2 separate regions of the Homo sapiens genome follow, and region 2 is linked to region 1. Evidence: chromatin loops called from intact Hi-C (ENCODE). Cell type or tissue: heart right ventricle. All regions are shown on one strand. Links, peaks and the distances in the headings refer to the core of each region. The heading gives the core; the rest is flanking DNA. Region 1 overlaps ZNF136 (zinc finger protein 136). Region 2 overlaps ZNF44 (zinc finger protein 44).

What was found. Hi-C counts contacts between places; a loop is a spot of excess contacts. Peaks named below come from ENCODE experiments on the same cell type or tissue, not always from the same donor. Only the 100,000 strongest peaks of a DNase experiment are listed, where the experiment ranks them.
Region 2: it touches region 1 in a loop (2.5-fold over the local background); 6 of 110 quality-filtered maps call a loop at or near these places.

What each region holds. Positions count from the first base shown.
Region 1 is chr19:12,186,644-12,203,429 of GRCh38, forward strand. It overlaps ZNF136 (zinc finger protein 136), which reads left to right. Exons shown (of 4, transcript NM_003437.5): 4 at 1-3,228. The coding sequence ends at 1,358. It also overlaps the pseudogene LOC100289333. Among named protein-coding and RNA genes, the nearest start is that of ZNF136, 32 kb to the left of the region's middle. In heart right ventricle, for the core only: no CTCF peak of the experiment used is centred there; a DNase peak (open chromatin) is centred at 8,308; H3K4me3 peaks cover 1,682 bases; H3K27ac peaks cover 1,318 bases.
Region 2 is chr19:12,274,565-12,291,350 of GRCh38, forward strand. It overlaps ZNF44 (zinc finger protein 44), which reads right to left. Exons shown (of 4, transcript NM_016264.4): 2 at 1,392-1,518; 3 at 409-469. It also overlaps the pseudogene RPS2P53. Among named protein-coding and RNA genes, the nearest start is that of ZNF44, 12 kb to the right of the region's middle. RefSeq lists an enhancer at 14,709-14,798 and a silencer at 14,777-14,977. In heart right ventricle, for the core only: no CTCF peak of the experiment used is centred there; no DNase peak of the experiment used is centred there.

The sequences.
Region 1 (16,786 bases), core at 3,522-11,521:
ATCAGAATCTGAGCAAGAAAATCCCTGGAGTGAAACTCTGTGAAAGCATTGTATATGGAGAAGTCAGCATGGGTCAGTCATCCCTTAATAGACACATCAAAGATCACAGTGGACATGAACCAAAGGAATATCAGGAATATGGAGAGAAGCCAGATACACGTAACCAGTGTTGGAAACCCTTCAGTTCTCACCACTCCTTTCGAACACATGAGATAATTCACACTGGAGAGAAACTCTATGATTGTAAGGAATGTGGAAAAACCTTCTTTTCTCTCAAAAGAATTAGAAGACACATCATCACACACAGTGGATATACACCATATAAATGTAAGGTGTGTGGGAAAGCTTTTGATTATCCCAGTAGATTTCGAACACATGAAAGAAGTCACACTGGAGAGAAACCCTATGAATGTCAGGAATGTGGAAAAGCCTTCACTTGTATCACAAGTGTTCGAAGACACATGATAAAGCACACTGGAGATGGACCTTATAAATGTAAGGTATGTGGGAAACCCTTTCATTCTCTGAGTTCATTTCAAGTGCATGAAAGAATTCACACTGGAGAAAAACCCTTTAAATGTAAGCAATGTGGTAAAGCCTTCAGTTGTTCCCCAACCTTACGAATACATGAAAGAACCCATACTGGAGAGAAACCTTATGAATGCAAGCAGTGTGGGAAGGCCTTCAGTTATCTCCCCTCCCTTCGACTACATGAAAGAATTCACACTGGTGAGAAACCCTTCGTATGTAAACAATGTGGTAAAGCCTTTAGATCTGCCAGTACCTTTCAAATACATGAAAGGACTCACACTGGAGAAAAACCTTATGAATGTAAGGAATGTGGGGAAGCATTCAGTTGTATCCCAAGTATGCGAAGACACATGATAAAACATACTGGAGAAGGACCTTATAAATGTAAGGTATGTGGGAAACCCTTTCATTCTCTGAGTCCATTTCGAATACATGAAAGAACTCACACTGGAGAGAAACCTTATGTATGTAAACATTGTGGTAAAGCTTTCGTTTCTTCAACATCAATTCGAATACATGAAAGAACTCATACTGGAGAGAAACCCTATGAGTGTAAGCAATGTGGGAAAGCCTTCAGTTATCTCAACTCCTTTCGAACACATGAAATGATTCACACTGGTGAGAAACCCTTTGAATGTAAGCGATGTGGTAAAGCCTTTAGATCTTCTAGTTCCTTTCGACTACATGAAAGGACTCACACTGGACAGAAACCCTATCATTGCAAGGAATGTGGGAAAGCCTATTCTTGCCGTGCCAGCTTTCAGAGACACATGTTAACACATGCTGAAGATGGACCACCTTATAAATGCATGTGGGAAAGCCTTTAATGCTCTGGGTTCATGTCAGATACATTAAAATACTCACTGAAGAGAAGCCCTATGAATGTAAGTAACGTGGGAAAGCATGAAATTCTGTCAGTGCCTTTTTTAATACATGAAAGAATTCTAGAGAGAAGCCATATACATGTAAGTAACATGGGAAAGCTTTCAATCATTTTAGTTCCTTTCAAATACATGAAAGAACTCATCATGGAGAAAACCAAACAAATGCTTTTTGGAAAGGAACCCATATTTGAGAGAAACCCTGGGTAAAGGGTGTAGGAAAGGTTTTGTCATCACACAACCCTGTCACACATGAATGTGTAGTGGAGAGAACCTTGGTAAATGTAAAGAGTGTGGGAGAGCCTTTAGTCATTTTAGTTCCACTTGAAGCCATGAAAGAACACACAAAAGAGAAAGCTCTTGAATATAAGCAATGTCCACACGTTTTTAGCCAGCCCACATGCTTTCAACAACATGTAAGAATGTACCCTGGATCAAAACACTATAAATGTGAAAACTACAAGGAAGGTTTTCCATTATACTTTTAAAGTCATTTGAGGGCTCTGGCTCTGTGGCTTTGTGGGTTAAAGTACTTGTCTGGCAAACAGGAGATGCTGGATTTCAATCCCAGCAGGGCCTCACTAGTTGAGGTATTGAATTTGAACAGATGTTTTGGCTCTGGCTGGGTGTGGTGGCTCACACCTGTAATCCCAGCACTTTGGGAGGCTGAGGCAGGAGGATCACTTGAGGTCAGGAGTTTGAGACCAGTGTGCAAAACATAGCAAGACCTCATCTCAGAAAAAAAAAAAAAGTCATTTGAAAACTTCTAATACAGCAAAATCCTATAAATGTAAGTACTTCAAAAAGCCTCATGCATAGCGGGTCATGTAGTCTCTAGAAAATACATAACCTGATGGAAATGTAGAAGCTATATGTATATTTTGTTAATTAGTGGCTCATATTTAAAATAGTTCTCTGACTATGGATTTCAAATGCTTAATCTCACAAAGAAATGTTAAATTGATATAATCCTGTAAGTAATCTGAAAGCAATAGTGCATGAATTTCATAGGTAGTGTTGTTTTAGGTCAGTAAATAAAATATTTGTCTTTCCATTTTGAAATGTGTTTAATCCAACAATGAATTTAAATGTGTTTCTCATATTCAGGTATGTTAAATTGTATATGGTTGCTTAATTGTTCTGTGATTGAGGACCACTGAAAAATAAGTCTTAATAAATGTTGGTATGAACCTACTTGCTTCATTTAGCAGGTTCTTGATTCCCTTTCCACATTATATACATTCCATCATATTTATTGGAACAGCTCCTTTTTTTTCCTTTTTTCTTTTTTCTTTCTTCTTTTTTCTTTTTGAGACAGGGTCTCGCTCTGTGCTCTGTTGCCCAAGCTGGAGTACAGTGGCATGATCTCGGCTCATTGCAACCTCTGCCTTCTGGGTTCAAGTGATTCTCCCACCTTAGCCTCCTAGGAAGCTGGGACTACAGGCATGTGCCACCACACCTGGCTAATTTTTTGTATTTCTAGTAGAGATGGGGTTTCACCATGTTGGCCAGGCTGGTAGAACTCCTGACCTCAAGTGATCCACCCACCTCAGCCTCCTAAAGTCTGGGATTACACGTGTGAGCCATCACACCTAGCCCATTTTTTTTTTCTTGGCTCAAATAATTTTATTTTGCTTCCTATTAAAGAGTTGTTGTTAATTCTAAGTATGTAAAGTTTATCACAGACTGTAGTCTCGTGAATTATTATTTTAACCTGTTGTTCTTTACTCCTTGTTATTTATTCTGGCTGCTCTTTGTATAATTGATTTTGGGATAAGGAGACAGCTATGATAGAATAATAAAATCTAAAATGGGAGATGCCTTTCATGGATTGTGTCATGTCAATCTGGGTAATGGGAACTAAACTTTTCAGACTTCATTTCTTTCTTTCTTTCTGAAATAGGGTCTCACTCTGTCACTCAGGCTGGAGTGCAGTGGCACGACTGTGGCTCACTGTAACCTCAAACTCTGGAGCTCAGGTGGCCTTCCGACCTCAGCCTCCCAAATGGCTGGAACTATAGGTATGTGCCACCAAGCCCAGCTAATCTTTTTATTTTTGGTTTTTCATCTTTTTTTTTTTTTGTAGAGATGGTGTCTTGCTATGTTGCCCAGACTGGTCTCAAACTCCTGGCCTCAAGTCACCCTCTAGCCTCAGCCTCTTAAAGCACTAGGATTACAGGCATAAGCCACTGTGCCTGGCCCAGAATTTCTTTCTTTCATGGTTACCTGTAGACTGCATCAATAGCCTAAATTCCTGGAAGTTTAGAATGCAGAAGTGAAGAACGCATTAGTCAGATTTTGGAGGCATCATACGGAGAGACAGATGCATATGGGCTGTTTGGACATGGTCATCTAGCCCATTTTCCTGATTCTTTGCCCTGCCAATCAAGAGTATCCTCAGCCGGGTGTGCTGGCTCACACCTGTAATTCTAGCACTTTGGGAGGCCAAGGCGGTCGGATCACCTGAGGTGAGGAGTTCGAGACCAGCGTGGTCAACATGGTGAAACCCCATCTCTACTAAAAATACAAAAATTAGCTGGGTGTGGTGTCGCGTGCTTATAGTCCCAGCTGAGGCAGGAGAATCGCTTGAGCCAGGGAGGTGAAGGTTGCAGTGAGCCAAGATCATGCCACTGCACTCCAGCCTGGGTGACAGAGTACAGAGTAAGACCCTGTCTCAAAAAAAAAAAAAAAAAAAAAAAAAAGAGTATCCTCTAATCCACCACTAGCTACTTCACCTCCATGTTCTCAAAGTTATGGATTTCCATAGATGTTTTTAAAAGCTTCATATCAAAGATTCAGCTGCCATTTGGATATTCCTGAAGGCCCTAATATATCTGCCAAGTAATCAGTTCATATTGTCATTGTTGGGAATAGTCTGATGATCTGACTTGGTTCCTGTACGGTCCAGTTTGTACATAAACATTTTTGTCCATAGGGACAGTGAGTGTTACTGATGCAGGTTGAGAGCTACAATGGCACTATCCAAAAACAAAACGAAAAACCCTACATGGAGCTTGTTCCTCTGCTGCATTATGCAGAGATGGGTCTCACCCCGTTCTTTCATGTGAGAATAAGCACCTTATTCATTATAGAAACATTGTGGGTGTTTCCTGTTACTCATAGCTGAATGCAGTCCCTCAGTTTATTTTGAATTATGTTTGAGTACATATGATTACAAACAATATACATGTCCTCCTCAAACAAAAGTTCTCTACACATTTCTTAGAAATATTAACAGTATGCAAGCAACTTGCATACTGTCTGGTGAGTTTTGTATTTATTGAGAATATATATTAAAATATCCCATTCCAATCATGGATCCGATAAACTTTATAATTAAGCTATTTGTCCAACATTGTGAGTCAATATTACTGTGAGCTTACAACTTCAGGCCTTTTTTTCCTCATAAATTTTAGTTTTCATGCTTATTTGATTACAACTTTTATGATGATAGTAGTTTTTCATATGCATAATACCAAAAGTCAAATCATGTTGTGAGTGATTTCTTTCCAAGGACTATCAGGGACGTCCCTGTTGTCAAGCAGGGTGTAATAAATTGTGGTAATAAATACTACCACAGGCCGGGCGCGGTGGCTCACCCTGTAATCCCAGCATTTTGGGAGGCCAATGCGGGCAGATCACTTGAGGCCAGGAATTGGAGACCAGCCTGGACAACATAGCAACACCCTGTCTCTACTAAAAATACAAAAATTAGCCTGGTGTGGTGGTGCACATCTGTAATCCCAGCTACTTGGGAGTGGAGGTTGCAGTGAGCCAAGCACGCCACTGCACTCCAGCCTGGGCAACAGAGTGAGACTCTCTCAAAAAATAAAAAAATAATAAATACCACCACAAACCAGTAATGACTGTAAGGTGTATCAATAAGAGGGTATTTAAAAGAATTTATTGCAGAACTTATGCTGCTTTTTGGTTGCTTGATTCCTATTTAAGGAAGCAAAAAATTTCTCTGTATTTGATATAGTGAAGAGGTGAACTTAATTCTACCCTTGGTAATTCTTTTTATTTTTGAGACGGAGTCTTGCTCTGTCACCCAGGCTGGAGTGCAGTGGCGCAATCTCAGCTCACTGCAAGCTCCGCCTCCCGGGTTCACGCCATTCTCCTGCCTCAGCCTCCCGAGTAGCAGGGACTACAGGCACCCACCACTACGCCCGGCTAATTTTTTGTATTTTTAGTAGACGGGGTTTCACCGTGTTAGCCAGGATGGTCTCGATCTCCTGACCTCGTGATCCACTGGCCTCGGCCTCCCAAAGTGCTGGGATTACAGGCATGAGCAACCGCGCCCGGCCCTAGTAATTCTTTTTTTTTTTTCTTTTGTGAGACAGAGTCTTGCTCTGTTGCCCAGGCTGGAGTTCAGTGATGCGATCTTGGCTCACTGCAACCTCCACTTCTCTGGTATAAGTGATTCTCCTGCCGCAGCCTCCAGCGACAGTGCCAGACTTCGTCTCAAAAAAAACCCAGAAAACAAAAAGACAAAAACCTTTCAGAATACTTCCTGAATGATCTGCCAGAGCCTGTTTTACAGCTTTTTTTCTGGAGGCGGAGGGGACATGGTCTTGCTCTGGAGTAGCTTGGATTACAGGTATGTGCCACGACACCTGGCTAATTTTTGTATTTTGAGTCGAGACGGGTTTTGCCATGTTGGCCACGCTGGTCTCAAACTCCTAGGCTGAAGTGATCGGCCCACCTCGGCCTTCCAAAGTGCTGGGATTACAGGTGTGAGCCACAGCACCCAGCTGAATATACATTTTTCTAAGGAAGATAAACAACTGAGCAAGGGGACCTGAAAAGATGCTGGACATCATTAAGTAAATGCTAAACAAAAAGGCAAGGAAATACCACTTCAAACCCACTAGGATGGGTAGAATGAAAAAGTGAGATAATAACACATGTCAAGGATATGGAGAACTTGGAACCCTCATACACTGCTGGTGAGAATGGAAAATAGAGCAGCCGCTTTGCTTTTTTGTTTGTTTTTTAAATTTTTCTTTTTTAAGAGATGGGGTTTTGCTCTGTAGCCCAGGCTGTCAAGGCTCACTGCACTCTCAAACTTCTGGATTCAAGAAATCCTCCCATCTCAGCCTCCTGAGTAGCTGAGAACACAGGTGTGCACCACCATGCCCAATTAATTTTTCTTTTTCTTTTAGAGATGGGGTTTTGCTCTTTTGTCAGGGCTGGTCATGAACTTTTGGGCTCAAGCTATCCTCCTGCCTTGGCCTTCCAAAATGCTGGGATTACAGGCATGAGCCACCGTGCCCTGCCAGGAGTTTCTTTTTTGAGGTAATGAAAATGTTCTAGGCCTGGCGCGGTGGCTCATGCCTGTAATCCTAGCACTTTGGGAGGCTGAGGCGGGCGGATCACGAGGTCAGGAGATCGAGACCATCCTGGCTAACACGGTGAAACCCGTCTCTACTAAAAAATACAAAAAATTAGCTGGGCGTGGTGGCAGGCCCTGTAGTCCCAGCTACTCGGGAAGCTGAGGCAGGAGAGTGGTGTGAACCCGGGAGGCGGAGCTTGCAGTGAGCCGAGATGGCGCCACTGCACTCCAGCCTGGGCGACAGAGCGAGATTCCGTCTCAAACAAGAAAAAAAGAAAATGTTCTAGGCCAGGTGCCGTGGCTCATGCCTGTAATCCCAGCAGTTTGGGAGACTGAGGCAGGTGGATCACTTGAGGTCAGGAGTTCAAGACCAGCCTGGCCAACATGGTGAAACCCCGTCTCCACTAGAAATACAAAAATCAGCCAAGCACAGTGGCGCGCGCCTATAATCCCAGCTACTCTGGAGGCTGAGGCAGAAGAATCGCTTGAACACCAGAATCGGAGGCTGTAGTGACCCGAGATCGCGCCATTGCATTCTGCACTCCAGCCTGGGCAACAGAGTGAGACTCCATCTCAAAAAAAAAAAAAAAAGAAAATGTTCTATAATTGACTGTGGTGATTATCTGTTTGCATCTTTGAATATACTTTACTGAATTGTACACTTAAAAGGGATGCATTGTGTAGTGTGTTTTATTCTGATATAGCTTTTCAAATAAATATGACTTCAGATTTTTGATTAATCTGTTAAGCATACTAAGAGTTTCCAGATATACCTTAATTTACATCACTTTTTATTGTTCATTTTTGTATCAGTGAAAATAGGGATTCAATTACCTTAGGTATATCATAGTCGTTTACATTTCAAAGTTCTCTGCGAACACAATCTGTAACCTATTTAAAATAAATTTTCCTGTAGTGTGAAATGTACACTTCAGAGTTTAATTGAACATATCTCACAGCTGTGGTTAGTCTGATAAGCGTCCTTGCATCCATGCTAGGGATGTGGGGTTCAAAGAGATTGTGTGTAAAAGGCTCTGGAGGCCAAGGGATTCTTTATTTAAAGTAAATGTGTGGGGATTGGGGAAGGAATGGGTGGAGGTCTCAATGCCGTTAGCCGTCAATGTCAGAATGGAGCTAGACTCATTACACACGGCGAAGTCACTTTTAAAGTGTCTGTGTTTGTGAACGGAGCTCACAGTTCCACGAGTGCCCTCTAGACTCAGGCCAAGTCCCTGGCCCCCGGAGGAGTCAGACCCTCTTGTTCCAATCTGGACTTGCCTGGGTGACCCTCTTGCTGTGGATTTGTTCCTTAAAGGGTCACTACATCTGGCAACTGAGGCTGGAATTCGCCGCGCACACTTTTGTCCCCGCGTTCAGAAACAGCTGCGACAGGATGCCAGAGTCCATCGAGAGGCTGGGAACAAGTTCGGCTTCTACTCAACTGCCCCTCGCTGGGACTGGTTTCCCCCCGGACTGAAGCAGGGTTTCCCCGGCGACATGACCTTTCGCAGCTCTGTCACTCCATGTGAAGAGGGCGGGGCTTCGTGAACTGTCCAATCAGAGGCGCCACGTGGAAGGTGGGTGGGGCAATGCGGCATAAAAGAGGTGGGCGTCGTACGTCGTTACGCAGCGCGGTTGCTGGGCACCTCGACTATCACCTGACCGTAGTAATATCTCCCGCTACGCGCGTTGTGACCAATGCTGCATACAGGAGATGAGGGAGGACGGCCAGACACCTGGAAGCCGGAAAATGGTGAGTGTGCGGGGCCGGTGTCCCGAGACCTGAGGAGGGACAGGTTGGAACCGGCCGGAACCGGCTGTGGCGGGACCCGGGGCTCCCCTCGGCGACTCTGGGGTCTGGGACCCGGGTCCCTCTGGCGCAGCTGGGCCCTCAGTGCCCTCGGCCGCAGAGTGGGGCTGGGCTGGCATCCGGGACCCCGGGCATCCTGTCCCGTTCCTGCGCGACGCCTGCGGCCCCGGCCTCAGCCTCGGCGCCCTCTCTGGGCAGCTGCACGCCGCAGCCTCGTGTCTCCCCAGATTGCACGGGAGCCCCGGGAGGGTCATGGGGAGGATTCCGACTCGTGTGTGGGGTTCGTGCGTGGGAGGAGCAGTGTTCTGTGTGATCCTCAGTCCCTCCTTTCTCCATAAAGGTCACCCATCTTCCCTTGAGGTTTCCAAATGTATGGAAAGCAGGGTGTCAAATCCATAATCCTGTCTCCAGACTATCTCTTCCTGGGGCTGGCAGTAAATTCCTAAGTTTGCGGATCCCTTCCCGCATTCCCAAAGTCTAACGCCCCCTCTCCAGTTCACAGCGTCATTGTCAATTGTTTGGCCTCTGGTGCATTTCACACGGACGCCGTGTTTCTCATTTTTCCGAAGAACCAGGGATGACTCGTTTTAACGGATTTATTTTTTGTTTGCGGATATTTTACATGGGAGGAAGGCAAAGAATACCCACCTGGAATTGTTACATAAATCCTTATGACTCTCCTTCCAGTATCTCTCCTGAGCACAGACACACTGCAGGAACTCTTGGGTTGGGGCTCCTCTTTGGAAACTTCCCTGGGTGACCTGTCTTTTTTAGCAGTTTCAGGTCGGCACTGCCCGTCCTTGACTTTGTATTCTTGAAAAGATTTGACCACTCACTTGTGTGTCATTTTCTTCATGTATCTGAAAGGTATATAATCAATAGCTACTAAAAGTATTATAATTTTTTATTTCTAATTTTTGTGGGTACATAGTAGGTGTATATATTTATGGAGTACACGAGATGTTTTGATGCAGGCATGCAACGTGAAATAAGCACATCGTGAAGAAAGGGATATCCCCTCAAGCATCTGAGTTGCAAACAATCCAGTTACACTCTATAAGTTATTTTAAAATGTACAGTTCTGTGTGGTTTTTTTTTCCACCCATTAATTGTCCTCTCCTTTCTCTCAGGCTCCCACTACCTTTCCCAGCTTCTAATAACCACCCTACTCTCTAAGTCCATGAGTTCAGTTGTTTGATTTTCTTTCTTTTTTTTTTTTTTTGGAGATGGAGTCTCTCTCTGTCACCCAGGCTGGAGTCCAGTGGCGCGATCTCGGCTCACTGCAAGCTCCGCCTCCCGCGTTCAAGCCATTCTCCTGCCTCAGCCTCCTGAGTAGCTGGGACTACAGGCACCCGCCACCATGCCCGGCTAACTTTTTTTTGTACTTTTAGTAGAGACGGGGTTTCACCGTGTTAGCCAGGATGGTCTCGATCTCCTGACCTCGTGATCCACCTGCCTTGGCCTCCCAAAGTTTTGGGATTACAGGCGTGAGCCACCGTGGCCGGCTTGTTTGATTTTTATAATAGATCCCACAAATAAGTGAGAAGATGTGATGTTTATCTTTCTGTGCTTGGCTGATTTCACTTAACATAATGATCTCCAATTCCATCCATGTTACAAATGACTGGATTTCATTCTTTTTTTTTTATGACTGAATAGTACTCCATTGTTTATATGTACCACTTTTTTTTTTTTTTTCCCGGCAGAGTCTCACTCTGTGCACTGGTGTGATTTTGGCTCACTGCAACCTCCGCCTACAGGGTTCAGGCGATTCTTGTGCCTCAGCCTCTCGAGTCACTGGGATTACAGGCATGTGCCTCCACACGGGGCTAATTTTTGTATTTTTAGTAGAGACGGGATTTCGCCATATTGGCCAGGCTGGTCTCGAACCCCTGATCTCAGGTGATCACCTGCCTCGGCCTCCCAAAGTTGTACCACATTTTAAAAATCCATTCATCTGTTGAGGGACACTTACATTGCTTCCAAATCTTAGCTATTGAAACAGTGCTGCTACAGATACTGGAGTGCAGCCATCCCTTCGATACACTGATTTCCTTTCTTTTGGGTATATTCCCAGCAGTGGGATTGCTGCATGGCATATGGTAGCTCAATTTTTAGTTTTTTGAGGAACCTCCAAACCGTTCTCCATAGTGGTTGTACTAATTTACATTCCCATCAACAGTATACAAAGGTTTCCTTTTCTCCACGTCCTCTCCAGCTTTTGTTATTGCCTGCCTTTTTGACTTAAGCCATTTTAACTGGAGTGAGATGATATCTCATTGTATTTTTTTTTTTTTTTTTTTTTTTTTGTATTTTTAGTAGAGACGGGGTTTCACCGTGTTAGCCAGGATGGTCTCAATCTGCTGACCTCGTGATCTGCCCGTCTTGGCCTCCCAAAGTGCTGGGATTACAGGCGTGCGCCACCGTGCCCGGCCTCATTGTAGTTTTGATTTGCATTTCTCTGATGATCACTTTTTCATATAAACACCTTTTTATATGCCTGTTCGCCATTCGTATGTCTTGTTTTGAGAACTGTCTATTCAAATCTTTCGTGCATTTTTTGATTGGATTATTAGACTTTTTTTCCTGTAGCGTTTGAGCTCCTTATATATTCTGGTTATATTAATCCCTTGACAGATGGGTAGTTTGCAAATATTTTCTCCCATTCTTTGCGTTGTGTCCACTTTGTTGATTGTATCCTTTGCTGTGCGGAAGCTTTTTAATTTGATGTGATCCCATTTGTCCATTTTTGCTTTGCTTGCCTGTGCTTGTTGGGTATTGCTCAAGAAATTTTTGCCTGGACCAGCGTCCTGGAGATTTTCCACAATGTTTTCTTGTAGCAGTTTCCTGATTTGAGGTCTTCAATTTAAGTCTTTAATCCATTTTGATCTGGTTTTTGTATTTGGCAAGAGATAAAGATCTAGTTTCATTCTTTTGCATATGGATATCCAGTTCCCAGTACCATTTATTGAAGAAACTGTCTTTTCCCCAGTGTGTATTCTTCACACCTTTGTTGAAAATGAGTTCACTCTAGTTGTGTGGATTTGTTTCTGGGTTCTCCCTTCTGTTCTGTTGCTCTATGTGTATGTCTTTATGCCAGTACCATGCTGTTTTGGTTACTATAGCTCTGTAATATAATTTGAAGTCTGGTAATGTGATTCTTCCAGTTTTGTTCTTTTTGCTTAGGATAGCTTTGGCTATTCTGTGTCTTTTGGGGTTCCATATCAATTTTAGGATTGTTTTTTGTATTTCTGTGAAGAATATCCTTGGTATTTTGATGGGGATTGCATTGAATCTGCAGATTGCTTTGGGTAAATGGACATTTTAACAATATTGATTCTTACAATCCATAAACATGGAATGTTTTTCCATTTTTTTGGTATCCTCTTCAATTTCCTTTATCAGTGTTTTATAGTTTTCATTATAAAGAGCTCTCACTTCTTTGGTTAATTCCTAGGTATTTAATTTTATGTGTGGCTATTATAAATGGGGTTACTTTTTAAATGTATTTTTCACATTGTTCACTGTTGGCATATAGAAATGCTACTGATTTTTGTTGATTTTGTATCCTGCAACTTTACTGAACTCGTTTATTCTTACAGTTTTCCTGTAGAGTCTTTAGGTTTTTACAAATATTAAGATTATGTCATCAAAAGTATAAAAAATTTTAAAGAGGCAAGAAAGAGGTGAATTTCATAAAAAATAAAACACTTCAGTATTACACTGAAATTGGTGAACATTTTTTTCTTTTTTTCTTCGCCTTAGGTTGTGTAGTAAGTTTCTGAGGTCTGTTCTTTTTTGTGTGGTGATTTCAAATGGAATTTCAGAGCATAGCCATACAACACCTAGAAGTATCCAAATATGATTATGAGAACATTTATTGCCATAGAAATAATAACTGAAATTTCTTTTTTTTTTTTTTTTTTTTTTGAGACGGAATCTTGCTCTGTCACCAGGCTGGAGTGCAGTGGTGCAATCTTGGCTCACTGCAACTTCTGCCTCCCGGGTTCAAGTGATTCTCCTGCCTCAGCCTCCTGAGTAGCTGGGACTACAGGCGCCACCACTATTCCTGGCTAATTTTTGTATTTTTAGTAGAGTCGGGGTTTCACCATGTTTGCCGGGATGGTCTCCATCTCTTGACCTCATGATCCGCCTGCCTCAGCCTCCCAAAGTGCTGGGATTACAGGCATGAGCCACCATACCCGGCCCAATAACTGACATTTCATTTTCTGCAAACAATAGACATTTGTGGATTTCAGGGACTAGGGCTGGTTTGCTAAGGTGCCTTACAATTTTCTTAACACTTTACACATCAATACTTGATTTGAGAGATTTTGCAGAATTCTTCAAACATTGGGTTTGTCTCAGTTAAAGTATCTGTTTAGGCTGGCTGTGTTGGCTCATGTCTAATCCCAGAACTTTGGGTGGCTCATGAGGCAGGAGGATTGCTTGAGTCCAAGAGTTCAAAATCAGCTTGGGCAACATGGCAAAATCCTGTCTTTACAATAAAATAAAAATACAATATCAGTGGTGGTCCAAAGTAACATCACTGCCCAAGCTAAGGCCACCCTTGAGCCTGCCAAGAGCAGTAATTAAAGGCCCTGTTGGTTCTTCTTGGGGAGCCTCCCTGTTCATACCATTAAGCCCTTTATACCAAGAGAAGCCACAGAGCACTGGAAAGCTGGGGATCCACATGCACATGTTTTGGGTGGAGGGGTTGCTTTCTGAGGTTGTAATTGTGGTTTTCTTGGGCGTGTTTTTTAGACATGAGGTTTGTTTTGCATTCACAATGTTGCCACATTCAGAGTATAATTCTTACATACTGAGAAAGCATGTGAAGTTCAGGAGTGCTGTCTCCAGGACACAGGGTTAATGAATTTCGGAGGTTATTTTTGGGCCAGAACCTTAAAGTAAATCCAGCTGAGAGTTTCTTCTGCCCAAGAATTGAAGCCTGGGAGAGGAAGTATTTTCACACTGCCAGGGGCCAGTTAGGGTGTACGGAGCTCCCAGAGTTCATTCCTGTGGCTACTCAAGTGTCTCTTCCCTTCATCACCAGGGACTATTCCACTCTAGAAGTTACATGTCAGAGGGAGAGCATGGACCTCAAGCATGTTAAGGTGTTTAACCTCTTGAATGTGGGTTTTCCTTGTGAATTGTGGGGAAGCAGCCTGCTTATCTGAGCTAATTAGAATATTTATGTTTCCTTTGGATTATTTTATCTGTTGAGCATTGTGGCCCTTCAACTCTGGTTTCCCTTATTTTATAATTTTATTGCCTGTGTCAGTGTGTAAGATTTTAGTTTCTTTCACTTTGAAAATGAAGGTTGTTAGATATGGTGGGAGTAAGCAAGAAAATTCTGGAACTAAACAAAATGTTTGTTTCTTGAGGCCAGAGAACCTCAAGATACGAGATGAGTATGTTTAAGTTCTCAGGTACTTTTTTCATTTTTAGATCAGTTTTTGTATGTGATTGTCCATAAAGAACTTTGAAATTTAAAAGGGTATACAGTTGCTAAGACAAATGACTTCCTGATTCCGTTGGTAAGAGGAAAACACAGTTGAATTCTTGTTTTAATTGATGTGAGGAAAACTACTAAAGTTTATATAATCTTTGAAACTCCTGCTATATTTAAATTAGGCCCAAATCCATAATGCATTTTATTTTATTTATTTATTTATTGAGACAGAGTCTCACTCTGTCGCCCAGGCTGGAGTGTAGTGGCACAATCTCGGCTCACTGCAACCTCCCAGTTCAAGTGACTCTCCTGCCTCAGCCTCCCCAGTAGCTGGGATTACAGCCGTGTGCCACCACACCCAGCTAATTTTTGTATTTTTAGTAAAGACAGCGTTTCACCATGTTGGCCAGGCTGGTCTCAAACCCCTGACCTCAAATGATCTTCCCACCGTGGCCTCCCAAGTTGCTGGGATTACAAGCGCGAATCACCACACCTGGCCCGGAATCCGTATTTAATGTTTGCTAACAACCTAAGACTCAGCGTTCCCTTTTTCCCTTGTGACCACACCTGGACAAGCTGATGAGTCTAAGGGCTCCCTTCTCTGTCATAGGCAAGAGATTTAAACCATGTAACTACATGCCCATACAGGGGATCTTGTGCCCAACTCTACCCCAACCACAGTAAACAACCAGGCCAGGCTCCTTTCTTTGCTCTCTCAGGCCATTTCAGTTATGCTTGATGGGTCTGTCCTGCTCTTCCCAAGATCTCAACAATGTGAGCAATAAGCCTTTTAATACCCCCTCTGTGAGTGCCAGACCATCATCAGTTTTGTCAGAACTATGTCTCTGAAGGTGACCACAATGATTGGTGCCGTGAGCATGTTGTCCAGACACTGATCACCACTTGTGGGTCCTTCATCTCTTTATTATTATTTTTTGAGATGGAGTCTCGCTCTGTTGCCCAGGCTGGAGTGCAGTGGTACGACCTCCGCTCACTGCAACCTCTGCCTCCCGGGTTCAAGCGATTCTCCTGCCTCAGCTTCCTGAGTAGCTGGGACTACAGGCATGTGCCACCACGTCCAGCTAATTTTTTGTATTTTTAGTAGAGACGAGGTTTCGCTATGTTAGCCAAGATGGTCTCAATTTCCTGACCTCGTGATCTGTCTGCCTTGGCCTCCCAAAGTGCTGGGATTACAGGCATGAGCCACCGCACCTGGCCTTTATTTTTTTAATTATTATTGTTATTATTATTTTTTGAGACAGAGTCTTGCTCTGTCACCCAGGCTGGAGTGCAGTGGTGTGATCTCAGCTCACTGCAACCTCTGCCTCCCAGGTTCAAGCAATTCTCCTGCCTCAGCCTCCTGAGTAGCTGGGATTACAGGTGTGCATCACCACGCCCGAGTTATTTTTGTAGATCTTCTCTTGCTCTGACTTGCTAACCCACTGTCCTGCCTGATGGCCAACATGTCCAGTGAGCTACTGCTGGCTAGAAAGCTGGTGCTTCGAGTGTGCTGCTCTGTGTTGCATGTTGAGCCCTACCAAGTATGGGTTCTATATTCAACTGACTGAGTCTGCCTTTTTAAAAATAATTCTTTGGCATTTAAGAGTAGGACTATGCTATTGGACCCCTCCTTCAATTGATGCTGGATCTATCTGTGTGTTTAGAGTGAAGCTGTGCCTGATGCTGGGTTGGCCCGGTGTGCAGGGTGCCAGGGTGCAGCGGGAGGGTGGACTATATACACCCTGTACAAGAGGTGCTCCTGAAACAGTAGTCATTTAAAGAGGAGAGAGAAAGGGAGGAAAGGCAGCCATCAGGTGGCGCACTGAGTCCACACCCCAAAAGGCAAAGGGCTCACCAGGACCTTAAGGACCTCTGCTGCTGCTGCTGCTGCTTCAGGTACCTTTATCACAACAAATATCCTGACCCTGGGGCATAGACGGGACAATATCCATGATTCCCCAGTGGCATAACAAAGGGGTTAGTTTAAACCTGACATAGGCTAGAGATCCTTAAACCCTATGAAGGAACTATTGCCATGGAGGAGGCCCCTAACTCTGATGACACTGAACTGAGCCTCTCTGGAGGAAAAAAAATTGTAACTGTCCCATTAGAGAAAGTACCCCTTTTCCTTGAAGTATATCCACTGACCAAAAAGAAAGAAAGAAAAATAAAAACATGGAAGGAAGGGAGGGAGGGATCTCTTGACCTCTTAAACTCTTAGCCTGGGGAACCTAGTGTGACCCCATGTCTCTCTTTTTTTTTTTTTTAAACAATGCTAGTAATAAGAGGGTTTAAACCTCTGTGGTTTACTGATTTACTCTATTAAAGTAACTTATCATACATATTTTTTATGTTTGTGGTGGGATGCTAAATATTAGGATGGGCATTGCTTTATTTTTTATTTATTTTTATTTTTTTATTATTTATTTATTTATTTATTTTTTGAGACGGAGTTTCGCTTGTTGCCCAGGCTGGAGTGCAATGGCACCATCTCGGCTCACTGCAACCTCTGCCTCCCGGGTTCAAGCGATTCTCCTGCCTCATCCTCCCAAGTAGCTGAGATTATAGGCGTGTGCCACCACGCCTAGCTAATTTTTTTGTATTATTAGTAGAGACGGGGTTTCACCATGTTGGCCAGGCTAGTCTCGAACTCCTGACCTCAGGTGATTCACCCGTCTCCTCTCAAAGTGCTGGGATTATGGGTGTGAGCCACTGCACCTGGCCGATTTTTTTTTTTTTTTTTTTGAGACAGAGTCTCGCTCTGTCTATCTAGC
Region 2 (16,786 bases), core at 4,509-12,508, 89 kb after region 1:
CGCCTGGCCTTTTTTTTTTTTTTAAGACAGGGTCTTGCTCTGTCACTTAGGTTAGAGTGCACCAGTGCCATCACAGATCACTGCAGCCTCAAACTCCCAGGCTCAAGTGATCCTCCTGTCTCAGCCTCCCAAAGTGCTGGGATTGCGGGCATGAGCTACCACACCCAGCCTCATATGGGAAATCTTAATATTGTTTCCATGGGAACTACTTTGCAAACACTGAATAGCTATGTCACATTTAATAATATATTTATGTCACATTTAATAATATATTTTTATAGAGAAATTTTTCTAAGAATAAATAAATTTAAGCTGGGCTTGTTCATAATCTTTGCTTCTTTTTAAAAGTTCTTGTCATTCTCAGAAACACTGCAAGGACATCACCTGTCTCTTATAAGTACAAATTACCTTGGATTTCTCCTGAGATTTTGGTGCTGATCATCAATGTTCTGGTTTTCCCATTTCATTCCTAAAAGAGAGATCCAGAAAATTCACTATAAATTATTACAAAATGATACAAAAATTGTTAAGATTTTATGTACACTACAATCATGTATGATTCATTCATTGAACTATAGTTGACTCCTGAACAACACAGGTTTGAACTGCACAAGTCCATTTATATATAAATGTTCTTCAGTCTCTGCTACCCCTGAGACAGCAATATCAACCCCTCTTCTTAGTTAGCCTACTCAATGTGAAGATGAGGATGAAAACCTTCATGATGATCCATTTCAACTTAATGCAGAGTAAATATAGTTTTTCTTCCTTAAGATTTTCTTATTAATATTTACTTTCTCTAGGCCGGGCATAGTGGCTCATGCCTGTAATCCCAGCACTTTGGGAGGCCGAGGTGGGCAGATCACAAGGTCAGGAGATCGAGACCATCCTGGCTAACATGTTGAAACCCTGTCTCTACTAAAAATACAAAAAATTAGCTGGGCATGGTGGCGGGCGCCTGTAGTCCCAGCTACTCAGGAGGCTGAGGCAAGAATGGTGTGAACCCGGGAGGCGGAGCTTGTAGTGAGCCAAGATGGAGCCACTGCACTCCAGCCTGGGCGACAGAGCAAGACTCCATCTCAAAAAAAAAGAAAAAAAATTTACTTTCTCTAACTTACTTTATTCTGAGAATACAGTATGCAATACATATGACATATATGTGCTCGTCACTTGTTTATATGACTGATAAGGCTGCTGGTCAAAAGTAGGTTAAGCTGTGGCAGACAAAAGATTATATGAGGACATACAACAGGTTGGGGCCTGGCACTTCACCCTGTGTTGTTCAGGAATGAACTGTATCCCTTTTCCATATTTCAAATCACTGAACAGCATTGATGACCACAAAACAAATGTCTCTAATTGACCAAATGAAGACATGATGTCATCCATACCTATACAGTTCAGGTTCCTAATGGTTTCTCGCATCACATCTCTGTAGAGATTCTTCTGTGATGGACCCAGCAAAGCCCACTCCTCATGGGTGAAGTTCACAGCCACATCCTCAAAGGCCACTGAGTCCTGAAACATCCCATATGTCCAGAAAAGGAAGGTTGAAACTCACAGTACTGAGAACCTATACTCACCTTCATAAACTTCCCATGATGCTGTGGTTTCCAAGCATTTATTCAATGACGTGGTAAATCCACTCTTATTCTGTGTCTGCACTCACTGTCTGATGCTGGAATTCTGATGCTGGAATTGGGCTTGCTAAAATAACAGTTGAGTAGGAACATATCTCTTATTGGTGAATTATGCAAGTGAATCTTATTGCCTGGATTACTCCTAATGTCTGTTTCTACAGTGGGTCTGTAGTCCTTGTCATGACAAAGTCCTACCACCTACTGTGCAAAAGAGAGTTACAATTAGCAGTCCTGAGACGGCATATCCTTACAACTGCTTGTTCACAATGTTGAACCTTTCGTGGTGTCTAGACAATGTATTTAGGGGAGGGCCCCGTAAGCATAACTAATAAAGGGGGTGGAGTGTGCCTAAACTATTTGTGTAAAAATTATGGTATTTGCTTAACTCCTAACTTCCCTCTGAGAGTTTGGAATTGTATTACATCCTCAGCAGAGGAAGTGTACCCAATCAGCCACTGCTAGGTTTGAATGTCTTCCCCTCCAAAATGCAGGCTGAAACTGAATCTCCAATGTGGAAGTAATCAAAGGTAGTGGTTTAAGAGGTGAGTGGGTCTTGAGGGTTTGGAACACATGGATGGATTAATCCACTCATGTATGAATGGCTTAATAAATAAACTGGTTATCACAGATGAGGTTCTGGTGTCCTTATGAGAAGAGGAAGATACTTCAGCTAGACACTCAGCCCCCTCATCATGTAATGCCCTGTACCACCCAGGGACTCTACAGAGTCCCCATCAGCAAGAAGATTCCCACCAGATGCCCACTTTGACCTTACTTGATCTTCCCAGCTTTCAGAACTGCAAAAAATAAATATCATTTCTTATAGATTACCCCAGTTCTGGTATCCTGTTGTAAGTAACAAAAAAACAGTCTTATAGACTAAGACATACACAAAGAAACACTCTAGGCACAGGGTCCCTAATGTGCAACTCTGGTAGATGATATTTCATATTTTTGTTGTTGTTGTTTTTTCAATGTCTTACTTGGGGGATTTAGCCTATCCTACGTGATTACACAGAGAGAATATTTGGAAGCTGGTGACTGGTTCCCTGTAGATCAAATGTAGTTAAGTATGACAAAAGACTAATAAAAGAGATTTTACCAACTAAATAGAAAAAATTGTAACTTTCTACTGGGTAATGTCGAAGGAGAAAGAAAAGAAGAGGACAGACTGCAAATGTTCTTAGACAGAATTCAGTGTCAGCTTTCATGAATATCAATTATATTCCATAAATCTCAACAGCAGACATTTAATAATCAATAACATTACATAAACCAATTTTTATAGAAGTCATAAATGTCTAAAGATGCTTAAAAAAAACCTTCTCATCAAGAAAGTAGACAGCTTTACAAAAACAAACAGAAGATTTAAAACTGTAATTTTTCACATCCCATACTATTAACAGAGAGAAAAAGATACATAAACAGGAAAGTGAAAAATGATAGAAAAGCCTTGTATTGTTTTTTCTTTGGCCCCATCTCTGCCCATCTCATTGCCAGTCCTGAAGACAGCAGAGTTCCCAGTGTAGAACTCTGATCACCACAGAGTGTACAGATCACATTTTGTTTCCACATTATTGCCTTTGTATTTTTGAATCAGTCTGGGGACTAACCGAAGGTCTGAAACAAGGCTCTCTTTTCTATTTCATCTACAACAGAATCCAATCAGAGTCAAACTGGGCAGGAACTACTTTAAAATGTTGTAAAATACACAAAAAGTGTGCAACCACCTAGGACAACACAAGATGACTAAGACATACATTAGAAGGCCAGGTGTGGTGGCTCACACCTGTAATCCCAGTACTTTGGGAGGCCAAGGTGTTGGGAACAGGCCCCCAAATCTAGCCATAAACAAAATCTCTGCAGCACTGTGACATGCTCGTGATGGCTATGACGCACATGCTGAAGGTTGTTGGTTTACCGGAATGAGGGCAAGGAACACCTGGCCCACCCAGGGTGGAAAACTGCTTAAGGCGTTCCTGAACCACAAACAATAGCATGGGCCATCTGTGCCTTAAGGACAAGTTCCTGCTGCAGATAACTAGCCAGAGCCCTTCCCTTTGTTTCCCGTAAGGAAGGCTTTTAGTTAGTCTATAATCTATAGAAACAACGCTTATCACTGGCTTACTGTCAATAAATATGTGGGTAAAACTCTGTTTGTGGCTCTCAGCTCTGAAGGCTGTCAGCCCCCTGATTTCCCACTCCACACTCTAAATTTCTGTGTGTGTGTGTCTTTAATTCCTCTAGTGCCGCTGGGTTAGGCTCTCCACGACTGAGCTGGTCTCGGCACCAAGGGGGTCAGATTGCTTAAAGGCAAGGAGTTCAAGACCAGCCTGGGCAATGTGGGGAGACCTCATCTCTACAAAAAATAAACAAAATTAGGTGGGTATGGTGGCGCATGCCTGTAGTCCCAGCTACTCAGGAAAGTAGGAGAATTGCTTGAGCCTAGGAGGTTGAGGCTGCAGTGAACCACGATTGTGCCACTGCACTCAAGTCTGAGTGAAAGAGTGACACTATTTCAAGGAAAAAAAAAAAAGACATATATTAGACCATCTAAGTCCCAGGAGAAAAGGCTAGGGTATAATTTTTCTTTACAAATAAGCATATTTGAAAGCACCCAGATATACTGGGGAATGGAGAAAGCCCCACGCAGGCACAGGAAACAATATATTTTTATAAAAGATGGGTGGGGATTCTGTTTTTCAGCTCTGGCTAACATCCAGATTTAAACAGAAAGAGAAGGCTACAGTAGTAAATACTGTGGCTAAGTGCTCAAAGAATGCCCCAGCAGAGAGCCATCCATGAAGACTGGAAGAGGTCAGGTTTTTGTTTGTTTCATCTTCTTTTTTACTTTTAGCTTCTAACATTCAGGAAATCTCTGTCAGAACGCTGGATGAACACAAGCTAAAGTCAGGAAATCTCTGTCAGAACACTGCATGATCACAAGCTAAAGAACAGAGACTTCAGTGTTTATACCCAGTAGGAAATACAGTCTCTGCAAACTAATTTGGAAATGTTACTAAACAAATGAATAGGCCAGGTGCAGTGGCTGAAGCCTGTAATACCAGAACTTTGGGAGGCTGAGGGAGGAGGACCACTTGAGGCCAGGAGTTTGAGACCAGCCTGGGCAACATAGTGAGATTCTGTCTCTATTTAAAAAAAAGAAAAAGAAATGAATAATTTCAGCCTTCAAGCAAGAATACCAAACAATTAAGGGGCAAAAATCTGATTTCCAGAGTTACCCAGTTATAACATTCAAATGTCTCCTTTTCAATACCCCCACCCCCAAAAAAACCCCAGAGAAATAAATAAAACAGAGAAACATGAAAATACGACTCATTAATGGAAACAATTTGAGATAAATCTGAGAAACCTCAGACACTGGATTTACTGAATAAAAACAGTAAAGCAACTGTCTTAAATATATTTAACTTAGTAAAGACAATAATAAACAAAGAACTAAGAGAAAACCAGAAAATTGATGTAGGGATAAAATAATACCAAAATATGTTAAAAATTGAGCCATATAGAATTTCTGCAGCTGCAAGATACAACAACTTAAATGAAAACATCACTAAAGGTATTCAACAGATGTGAGCAACCAGTGGAAAAAAAAAACTAAAATGAAGGTAAAACAATTGAAATTACCTGGTCTGAGTTAAAAAAAAAAAGAAGTTCATCAGAAAGAAAAAAATGATATGGGTTAGAAATTCAGATTGTGTGTGTGTGTGTGTGTGTGTGTATACACACACATATATATGAAGAGTGTTAGGAAACAATTAAATGAAGGCACAAAAAATTCTTTACTCTTCTTATACCTATCTGATCTAATAGATATAGGTTTATTCAAAATAATAATATCAAATTAGCTGGGCGTGGTGGTGCACAGCTGTAATCCCAGCTACTAGGGAGGCTGAGGCAGGACAATTGCTTGAACCCAGGAGGCAGAGGTTGCAGTGAGCCGAGATCATGCCATTGCACTCCAGCCTGGGAAACAGAGTGAGATTCTGTCTCAAAAGAAAAAATAATAATATCAACAATGTATTCAGTAGTTTATAGCTCCCAGTTGAACTAATGAATGAAAGTAATGTTATATGTGATGGGAGGAAGAACAGTCTATCACACTTCGGAACTGTCTATTATACCAGCACTATTCCTGAAGCCAGTATAGTACTATTTGAAATTGAAGGCCCATTAGTTGTGAATGCTATACTACAAACTCTGGGGAACTCACTAATAGAATCTAAGAAAAAGTAGACTATATAGATATATAATATAGAAAATAAAATCATATAGAATGCTCAGCTAAAAGGAAAAAGGGCAGAAAAGAGAAGTTAAAAAACACAGAGAAGAACAACAAATAGAAAACAATAATATACATGTTTATCTGAATCCAATTATGCCAACTGCCACTTAAATGTGTATTATCTATATTCACCAGTAAAAAAGAAAGGGACTGGCAGAGTGAAATAAAAAACAAGGCCCCAAACTATATTTTTAAAAAGTATTTTAAACAGAAAGACACAGATACATTAAATACACAAGTATGAAGAAATACATGCCATTCTAGCCCTGATCAAAAGAAATTTGGAAGACCTATATTACATTCAGACAAATCAGGTTTTAGATTTTTTAAAAATTACAAGGGATAGAGAGATTTCATAATGATCAAGAAGTCAATCCTACACGACATAATAATCCTTAACATCTATGCCCATAAAACAGAGCATCAAAATACATAATGCAAAAACATATAAAACCACAAGGCAAAATACACAAATCTAGGATTATAGTTGAGGGAAAACAACTCACCTCTATCAATAATTGACAGATCAGTTCTGCAGAAAATCACTAATGATATAGCTGAACTCAACAGCACTATCAATCAACTGGATTTAATTGAAACATATTTATAGAATCATTCATTCAACAACAGCATACATATTCTTCTCAAGCCTACATGAAATATTCACCAAGATGAACAATATTCTCAGCCATAAAACACACTTGAACAAATTTTTTAAAGTATGCGATCAAATCATATTAGAATTAATGTAAAAATTAGTAACAGAAGCATAGTTGAAAAACCTCAACAAAGTGGAGATTGAAGCCACAAACTTCTCAACTACACAAACTTCAAGGAGAATTGTCAAGCAAAATGTAAATATTGCAATGTTGATGAAAAGTGATATATCTTAGCAAAATCTTTGGAATGGAGTAAAGGCAGTGCTTTGAGGGAAATTTAAAGAATTAAATGCATTTCCTAGAAAGTAAAGGTTTAAAATCAACACCCTAACCTTCCATTTTAGGAAACTAGAGAAAAATGACAAGATTAATGTAAATCAAACAGAGGAAAGTAACGATGAGAAGAGATATTAATGAAATAGCAATGAAGAAATCAGTAGAAAACATCAACAAACCAACAGATGGTTCTTTGGAAACATCATTAAAATTCATAAGCCCATAGCCAAGTTAACTCAGAAAAAAGAGGAGCCATCACTACTACTCCCATGGACAGTAAAATGACCATAAAAAACTATTAGGAACAACTAAGTGCCCACATATTTGATAAAATTACACAGAATGGACCAATTCCTTGAAAGACACTATCTACCAAAACTCACAAAAAGAGACCTAAGTAATATGAATAGGCCTGTATCTACTGAAGATATTAATAAATAATAAATGTCCCAGAAAAAATAAGCAACAGGTCAGAACGATTTCACTGCTGAATTCTGGCAAGCGTTTATGGAAGAAATGATACCAATTCTCTACAATCTCTTCCAGAAAACAGAAGCAGAGGAAACACCTTCTATTCCATTTTATAAGGCCAACATTGCCCTAACACCAAAACTAGACAGACATTACAGACATATCTCCACCATGTGAGGACATAAGGGTTAGACTGCCATCTTCAAACCAGGTAGCAGGCCCTTACCAGAGGCCTCATCTGCTTGATATTGGACTTTCAGCCTCTACACCTTTGAGAAATGAATGTTTGTTGTCTAAGGCATGCAGTGTATGGCAATCTGGTATAGCAGTCCTAAGTGACTAAGAGAGGTAGACTCTTTCTCTACACACATTAGGCTTTGAAGTCTACAGGAATCAGGTCACTGGTCTCACATATAGGCATTAAGCTCCCTGCCAAGATAAAGAAGTGATAACCTACAGGTCACATTTGGCAGGTTTCCAAATCAACCCACTTGGAGAAGTCTTCTTTTTTTTTTTTTTTTTTGAGACGGAGTCTTGCTCTGTCACCCAGGCTGGAGTGCAATAGCACGATCTCAGCTCACTGCAACCTCCGCCTCCCAGGTTCAAACAATTCTCCTGCCTCAGCCTCTCGAGCAGCTGGGATTATAGGTGTCCGCTACCATGCCCGGCTAATTTTTGTATTTTTTAGTAGAGACAGGATTTCGCCATGTTGGTCAGGCTGGTCTCGAATTTCTGACCTGAGGTGATCCGCCCACCTAGGCCTCCCAAAGTGCTGGGATTACAGGCATGAGATACCACGCCTGGCGAGAAGTCTTCTAATTAAATGGCTTACATTCTGTCTGTGAGTAAAGGATCTTATCATGAGTCCCTCAAATCTTATTGTGAGTTCTTCAAACTGTTGATATGATTAACGTTATCTACTAACATCAAAAAAGACACTGATTTATTTCTGAATCATGTTTTGCTGATTGTCTTCCACTTAGAACATTTTAGCCTGTCAGCTGTCATCTATAGGCAATGATTGTAACGTCTATATTGTACCCTTCAAGGAAAATGACAATTCCGGTATGAATAGTCCTCCAGCTTCTCCTAAACTTTCTCATAAAGGCATCCAACTTGTAATCAATTTTGGAACACATCCAAATTTGTTGGTGTGTCTTCTCAAGTTGATCCTCAAATTTGGCTTACAATAAAACTTTATCAAATTGTATCTGCCTCAATGGCCTTATTTTTGGTAAACAAAAGTATCCCATGAAAGGCGCAATGTAACCATCCCCAACCAAATCCCTGGAGACACACCAGAGCAGAGATAAAGTTTATAGCCAGTTTCAAGAGACAGACCTAAAGATTAAATTAGAAGAATATACAACACCTATGAAAGACAAAAGCAGCACACTTTTAGAAATTACAGAAATTTTTTTTTCTTTTTGAGACAGAGTCTCGCACTGTCTACCCAGACTTGAGTGCAGTGGCGTGATCTTGGCTCACTGCAAGCTCCGCCTCCCGAGTTCATGCCATTCTCCTGCCTCAGCCTCCTGAGTAGCTGGGATTACAGGCATCCACCACCACGCCTGGCTAATTTTTTTGTATTTTTAGTAGAGACGGGGTTTCACCGTATTAGCCAGGATGGTCATGATCTTCTGACCTCATGATCCGCCCTCCTCGGCCTCCCAAAGTGCTGGGATTACAGGCATAAGCCACCACGCCCAGCCAGAAAAAATGTTTTTCTTATTTAACAAGAGTCTTCTTATATAAGAAAATAAAGTAGCTTCCAAAGGAGAAGTCTGGTAAATTGAACTCTAATTACATTAAGAAGAAGCAGGCATAGTGACTCACATCTATAATCCCAGTACTGTGGGAGGCCAAGGCAAGAGGAACTCTTGAGGCCAGGAATTTGAAACCAGCCCGGCAACATGGCAGACCCTCTGGCTACACAAAATTAAAAAATTAGCCAAGTGTGGTGGCACATGCCTATAGTCCCAGCTACTTGGGAGCCCAGGAGTTTGAGGCTGCAGTGAGCTGATTATGCCACTGCAGTCCAGCCTGGGTGACAGAGCTGGACATTATCTAAAAAAATAAAAAATTTAGGAAGAGTTCATCTAAGTAGAATAAATTTAAAAGATAAACCACCATCTGAAAGGAAATATTACCAATCCCTCCATGTAAAAAAGGATTCGTGTATAAAGTATGCCTAAAACAAAAAGAGAGAAACAAAGCAAACATTTGCATTTACTATGCAAATGAATTAAATGACTGAGAATTATTTCACAGATGAAAGCCCACAAAGGCGGTATGTTCAACATGAATGCTAATCCAGTAAAAACACAATATATAATCATATGGAGATAATACATAATCACATGGAGATAACTAAAAGATAAATATTAAAAGGTATAGCTTCTTCTCCAAGAAAACACCAAATGGCTGATGACGCAGGTGCAGCGCGGGGGTCCAGAGGCCCTGGGGACCCTGGGATGGGGAACCGCAGTGGCTTCCGCGGAGATTTCGGCAGTGGCATCCGGGGCCGGGGCCGCGGAGCTCTGAGAGGCAAGGCCGAGGATAAGAAGTGGATGCCCGTTACCAAGCTGGGCTGCCTGGTCAAGGACATGAAGATCTAGTCCCTGGAGGAGATCTATCTCTTCTCCCTGCCCATCAAGGAATCTGAGATCATTGACTTGTTCCTGGGGGCCTCTCTCAAGGACGAGGTTTTGATTACACCAGTGCAGAAGCAGACCCGTGCCGGCCAGTGCACCAGGTTCAAGGCGTTTGTTGCCATCGGGGACTACAATGGCCATGTCCGTCTGGGAGTTAAGTGCTCCAAGGAGGCAGCCACTGCCATCCGCGGGGCCATCATCCTGGCCAAGCTCTCCACTGTCCTCGTGCGCAGAGGCTACTGGGGGAACAAGATCGGCAAGCCCCACACCGTCCCTTGCAAGGTGACAGGCCACTGCGGCTCTGTGCTGGTGCGCCTCATCCCCGCACCCAGGGACACTGGCATCGTCTCAGCGCCTGTGCCCAAGAAGCTGCTCATGATGGCTGGTATCAGTGACTGATACACCTCAGCCCGGGGCTGCACTGCCATCCTGGGCAACTTCGCCAAGGCCACCTTTGATGTCATCTCTAAGACCTACAGCTACCTAACCCCTGACCTCTGGAAGGAGACTGTATTCACCAAGTCTCCCTATCAGGAATTCACTGACCACCTCGTTAAGACCCACACCAGAGTCTCTGTGCAGAGGACCCAGGCTCCAGCTGTGGCTACAACATAGGGCTTTCATACAAGAAAAATAAAGTAAATTAAGCCTGAAAAAAATGTATAAACAGACATGTATGCATTGTTTGTTTGTTTGTTTTTTGAGACAGATTTTCACTCTTGTTGCCCAGGCTGGAGTGCAAAGACGCGATCTCGGCTCACTGCAACCTCCACCTCCCGGGTCCAAGCAATTCTCCTGGCTCAGCCTCCCGAGTAGCTGGGATTACAGGCGCCCGCCACCACGTCCGGATATTTTGTGCTTTTAGTAGAAATGGTGTTTCACCATGTTGGCCAGGCTAATCTCAAACTCCTGACCTCAGGTGATCCACCCACCAAGGCTTCCCAAAGTGCTGGGACAACAGGCGTGAGCCACAGCACCCGGCCTGGTCAGACAGTTAATCCACACATGCTATTATGATTTCCTAGTAAACTGAAGTTTGTCTATAATCTATAACCCAGCAATGTTCCCCCATGTGTTGAAAAATTCATGAACTGTTAGCATGTAGAGACAAAACCAAAAATAACATTGTCAACAACATCAAAAAATTAACTTAAAAGTCAAGTCCTGGCCAGGCGCGGTGGCTCACGCCTGTAATCCTAACACTTTGGGAGGCCGAGGCTGGCGGATCACGAGGTCAGGAGATCGAGACCATCCTGGAGAACACAATGAAACCCCATCTCTACTAAAAATACAAAAAAATTAGCCAGGCGTGGTGGCGGGCGCCTGTAGTCCCAGCTACTCAGGAGGCTGAGGCAGGAGAATGGCGTGAACCCGGGGGTCAGAGCTTGCAGTGAGCCGAGATCACGCCACTGCACTCTAGCCTGGGTGACAGAGCGAGACTCCATCTCAAAAAAAACTCAAAAAAAAGTCAAGTCCTATGAGCACTGCAATGTGTGAGTAAACTGCATGACCCATAGCCTCAGATTTTAGCATGTGTCAAACAGATTGAGGCAAATAAAGAAAACAAAAATCTTTTCAGCACAATTTTTGTGTTTTTCCCCCGTTCATCCTTTCTTGATGTCTCTGAATCAAATCAATATTCTCTAGTGTTCCAATTTAGTTACTAATTATATTTACATTTTAGTGATATCTTTTTGCATTATATTTTAACAGGTTGCTCTGATGAACTAGTTCTCATGCATGAGAATCATCTGAAGGGCTTGTTAAAAAACAGGCCATTGGAGGCCGGGCGCGGTGGCTCATGCCTGTAATCCCAGCACTTTGGGAGACCGAGGTGGGTGGATCACAAAGTCAGGAGTTCGAGACCAGCATGGCCAAGATGATGAAACCCCGTCTCTACTAAAAATACAAAAATTAGCCGGGCGTGGTGGCGGGTGCCTGTAGTCCTAGCTGCTCGGGAGGCTGAGGCAGAAAATTGCTTGAACCTGGGAGGCAGAGGTAGGTTGCAGTGAGCTGAGATTGTGCTACTGCACTCCAGCCTGGGTGAAAGAGCGAGACTTGGTCTCAAAAAAAAGAAAGAAAGAAAACAGATCATTGGGGCTGGTTGCAGTGGCTCACATCTGTAATCCCAGCACTTTGGGAGGCTGAGGCAGGTGGATCTCTTGAGGTCAGGAGTTCGAGACCAGCCTGGCCAACATGGTGAAACTCCATCTCTACTAAAAATACAAAAATTAGCCAGGCGTGGTGGTGCACACCTGTAGTCCCAGCTACTCGGGAGGCTGAGGCAGAGGTTGCAGTGAGCCAAGATTGCACCACTGCACTCCAGCCTGGGCAATAGAGTAAGACTCTGTCTCAAAAATAAAAAATAAAAAAAAAATCATTGGGCCCCATTCCAAGAATTACTAATTCAGTAGCCTTGGGTAATACCCTAAAATGTGCATTCCTTTTATATATATATATACACACACACACACACGTATAATATATATATATATACACATATATGTATAAATTATATATATATATTCATGGAGTACCAGTGCAATTTTACTACATTGATATATTGCCTTGTAAAGTCAGGCCTTTCAGTGCATCCATCCCTGGAGCAACCCCCATTATCCACCAAATAACCTCCCTCATCCCCATGAGTCTTCACTGTCCACATATATACACATTCTTCTTTTTTTTTCCTTGAGACGGAATCTCGCTCTGTCACCCACTGCAGCCTCCGCCTCCTGGGTTCAAGGGATTCTCCTGCCTCAGCCTCCCGAGTAGCTGGGACTACAGGCATGTGCCACCACGCCTGGCTAATTTTTTGTATTTTTAGTAGAGATGGGGTTTCACCGCATTAGCCAGGATGGTCTTGATCTCCTGACCTCGTGATCCACCTGCCTCAGCCTCCCAAAGTGCTGGGATTACAAGCGTGAGACACCGTGCCTGTCCCTGTACACATTCTTTAACTACCACTTATAAATGAGAACAGGCAGTATTTGTCTTTCTGTGTCTGAGTTGTTTCACTTAAGATCATGGCCTCCCATTCCATCCATATTGTTGCAAAAGACACAATTTCATTATTTTTAATGTCTGAATAGTATTCCACTGTGTGAATATACCACATTTTCATTATTCAATCTTCTGTTGATGGACACTTAGGCTAATTTTGTATGTTTGCTATTGTGAATAGTCTGCAATAAACACATGAGTGCAGGGAACTTTTTGATGTAATGATTTCCACTCCTTTGGGTAGACACCCTGTAGTAGGAATGGCTTTTCAGCATTATATGGATGGTATGTTAATGGTAGTATTAACTAACTGGAAACTGAAGAGGCAAAATTATGCTTATGGGTGAATACATACTGAACCTATAATGAGTAACAATGACAAATTCAGAGTTATGGTTCTGACCCATGGTGTATTTTATCTAACATTACTTCTGACAGCAAATATGTAGCATTTGCTGAACACGAGCCAATTCTCCAAGAAAAACTGGTGTTCAATAATTCAATGCTGACACCACTTAACATTTCCACAGACCCCACAAATTGAGGGCTCAGTTCCACAACAGGGACCCTACTGCAGATGCCAAATGCAAGCCCTAGGGACCACCCTTTTAACCAAATGTGTATAAAACCAACAACTCTACTATCAGATTTAATAATTTGCTACAACAAGTTGAAGAACTCAGTTAAACAAGTTGCTTAAGGTTATCAGTTTGTTATAAAGTATATGTCAAGAATACCTAAATGGAAGACATATGTCAGCCCTCCAAGACATTTTAATTTGTGCAATTTCACTCTAATTAAACCAACTCACTGAATACAAAACCAAGCAGCTGATAAAGTTCAATTTTACAAAAGCCCTGTAATCCTGGTAATAAACATGATTTAAGAGGCCAGGCACAGTGGCTCACACCTATAATCCCAGCACTTTGGGAGGCTGAGGTAGGCAAATAATGAGGTCAGAAGTTTGAGACCAGCCTGGCCAACATGATGAAACCCCATCTCTACTAAAAATAGAAAAATTAGCCAGGCATAGTTGCACACGCCAGTAATCCCAGCTACTCAGGAGGCTGAGGCAGGAGAATAGCTTGAACCTAGGAGGCGAGGTTGGAGGGAGGCGGAGGTTGCAGTGAGCCAAGATCACACCATTGTACTCCAGCCTGGGACAAAGAGTGAGACTCCGTCTCAAAAAAAAAAAAAAATGTATATATATATATATATATATATATATATATGAAATCACCTGACCCCCACCACCATGCCCAGTTCTTTCTGTTCTGGACAAGTAGCCCAGTGCAAAGAAACATCCTTCACTGACATCAATTCTGGCTCCCGCCTTTTTAACCTGTAACAAGGCCCTCCAAATTCCCATTCTTTGTCTTATAAATAACTAGCTGAACAGTTTTGCCTCTACTGATTACTCTGAACAAAATGCTTCCAAAGGAAACTTGTGGCCAGGCCTGATGGCTCACGTCTCTAATTCCAGCACTTTGGGAGGCTGAAGTGGGTGGATCTCTTGAGCCCAGGAGTTCAAGACCAGCCTGGGCAACATGGTGAAACCCTGTCTCTACAAAAAATACAAAAATATTAGCTGGGCATGGGGTTGTATACCTGTAGTCTCAGCTACCCTGAAGGCTGAGATGGGACAATCCCCTCAGCCTGGGGAGGTCAAGGCTGCAGTGAGCTGTGATGGCCCCACTGCACTCTAGTCTGAGCAAGAGTGAAATTGTGTCTCAAAAAAACAAACAAACAAAAAAACAGAAAAGAAAGGAAACTATTTAAGTTTCTCTCTTTCTTCTAGGCCACTGATTTTTGACACACCCTCAGCCTAAGCCAAAACACAACCCCTCCTTCATGACTCATCCCATGAACAGGCTTGAGTCAGGGTAAAACACTCTGTGATCTAGAATCTGATTTTCACCCTCCATCCTGCCCTCTCCCTCTCATTTCCTTTGTAATGTTGGTTGCTCTTCACCTTGAAAACAACTTTCCACCTAAGCTTTAAGACGCTTTCAGATCTTATACTTAGTGCTCTTCTCCCTTATGTAGCGCTGTTTTAGAATAAACTCATTCTTTTTTTTTTTTTTTTTTTGAGATGGAGTCTTGTTCTGTCGCCCAGGCTGAAGTGCAGTGGCATGATCTCGGCTCACTGCAAGCTCCGCCTCCCCAGTTCACACCATTCTCCTGCCTCAGCCTCCCGAGTAGCACCCGCCAGCATGCCTGGCTAATTTTTTGTATTTTCAGTAGAGATGGGGTTTCACCATGTTAGCCAGGATGGTCACGATCTCCGGACCTTGCAATCCGCCTGCCTCGACCTCCCAAAGTGGTGGGATTACCGGCGTGAGCCACCGTGCCTGGCCTAGAATAAACTCATTTCTTAGCTAAATCCAGATTTATCTTACCTGAAGACTGTCTAGTGACAGCCCTACAATAACAAACACAACCTCAGACATGGCATCACCCCATCTGCCTCTGCCTGTGGATCCCCAGATTTCCAGTGCTCTGTAGCTTCTCTTAGTATAAAAGGCTCTTTGGCTGGGCGTGGTGGCTCACGCCTGTAATCCCAGCACTTTGGGAGGCCAAGGCGGGCAGATCACCTGAGGTCGGGAGTTCAAGACCAGCCTGACCAACATGGAGAAACCCCATCTCTACTAAAAATACAAAATTAGCTGGGCATGGTGGCACATGCCTATAATCCCAGCTACTCAGGAGGCTGAGGCAGGAGAATCACTTGAAACTGGGAGGCAGAGGTTGTGGTGAGCCAAGATCATGCCGTTGCAGTTGCACTCCAGCCTGGGCAACAAGAGTGAAACTCCGTCTTAAACAAAAAAAAAAAAAAGGCTCCTCCCAGGCCAGGCACAGTGGTTCACGCCTGTAATCCCAGCACTTTGGGAGGCCAAGGCCGGTGGATCACAAGGTCAGGAGTTGAGACCAGCCTGACCAACATGGTGAAACCCCATCGCTACTAAAAATACAAAAATTAGCTGGGCATGGTGGCACACGCCTGTAATCCCAGCTACTGAAGAGGCTGAGGCAGGAGAATCGCTTGAACCCGGAAGGCAGAGGTTGCAGTGAGCTGAGATCACAGCATTTCACTCCAGCCTGGGCAACAGAGTGAGACTCTACCTCAAATAAATAAATAAATAAATAAATAAAAATAAAAATAAATTTTAAAAAAAGCTCCTCCCATTGCTGGAGTGATTAGGCTGGGACACCTGCAGGGGAGGCTCCCCAGGAAGAACCAACTAAACTGGGCCCACAATGACCTCCCTTTGCAGGCTCAAAATTGGCCTCCACTTGGAGTCACTGGCCTCAAGCCTCTCCACCCCAGTCAAGGCCATTTGCTTACCCTTTCATGCCTTACGTGGATTTAAAACATAAAACAAACAAACAAAACTCCATGTGTGATGAATCTATCAAAATCACTCAAATTCAGTGTTTACAGGAGGGAAGGAAATTGTAAGTCACTTCTATTTTATAGCTCAACAAGAAAAGCACAAGTATCTATCCATCTCAGATAATAAACATCAGTTACTACTTCCATAATAATGAAGCCTTTAGTAAACAAAGGATATTTAAGTTCTTTAGCTATTGCAAAGTCCCACAGAATGTTGCATTAATCTGCCAAGTCCAGATAACAGGAACAGACCAGACTTATCCACTGTCCCAAGTTCTCCAGCCTAAAAAGAAGAGAAACTAAAGTTTTGATAAAGCTTTATAATTCAACCAAATACCTACCACACATTCTTGTGAAAATATATTCATTTTTCTGCAGCCAAA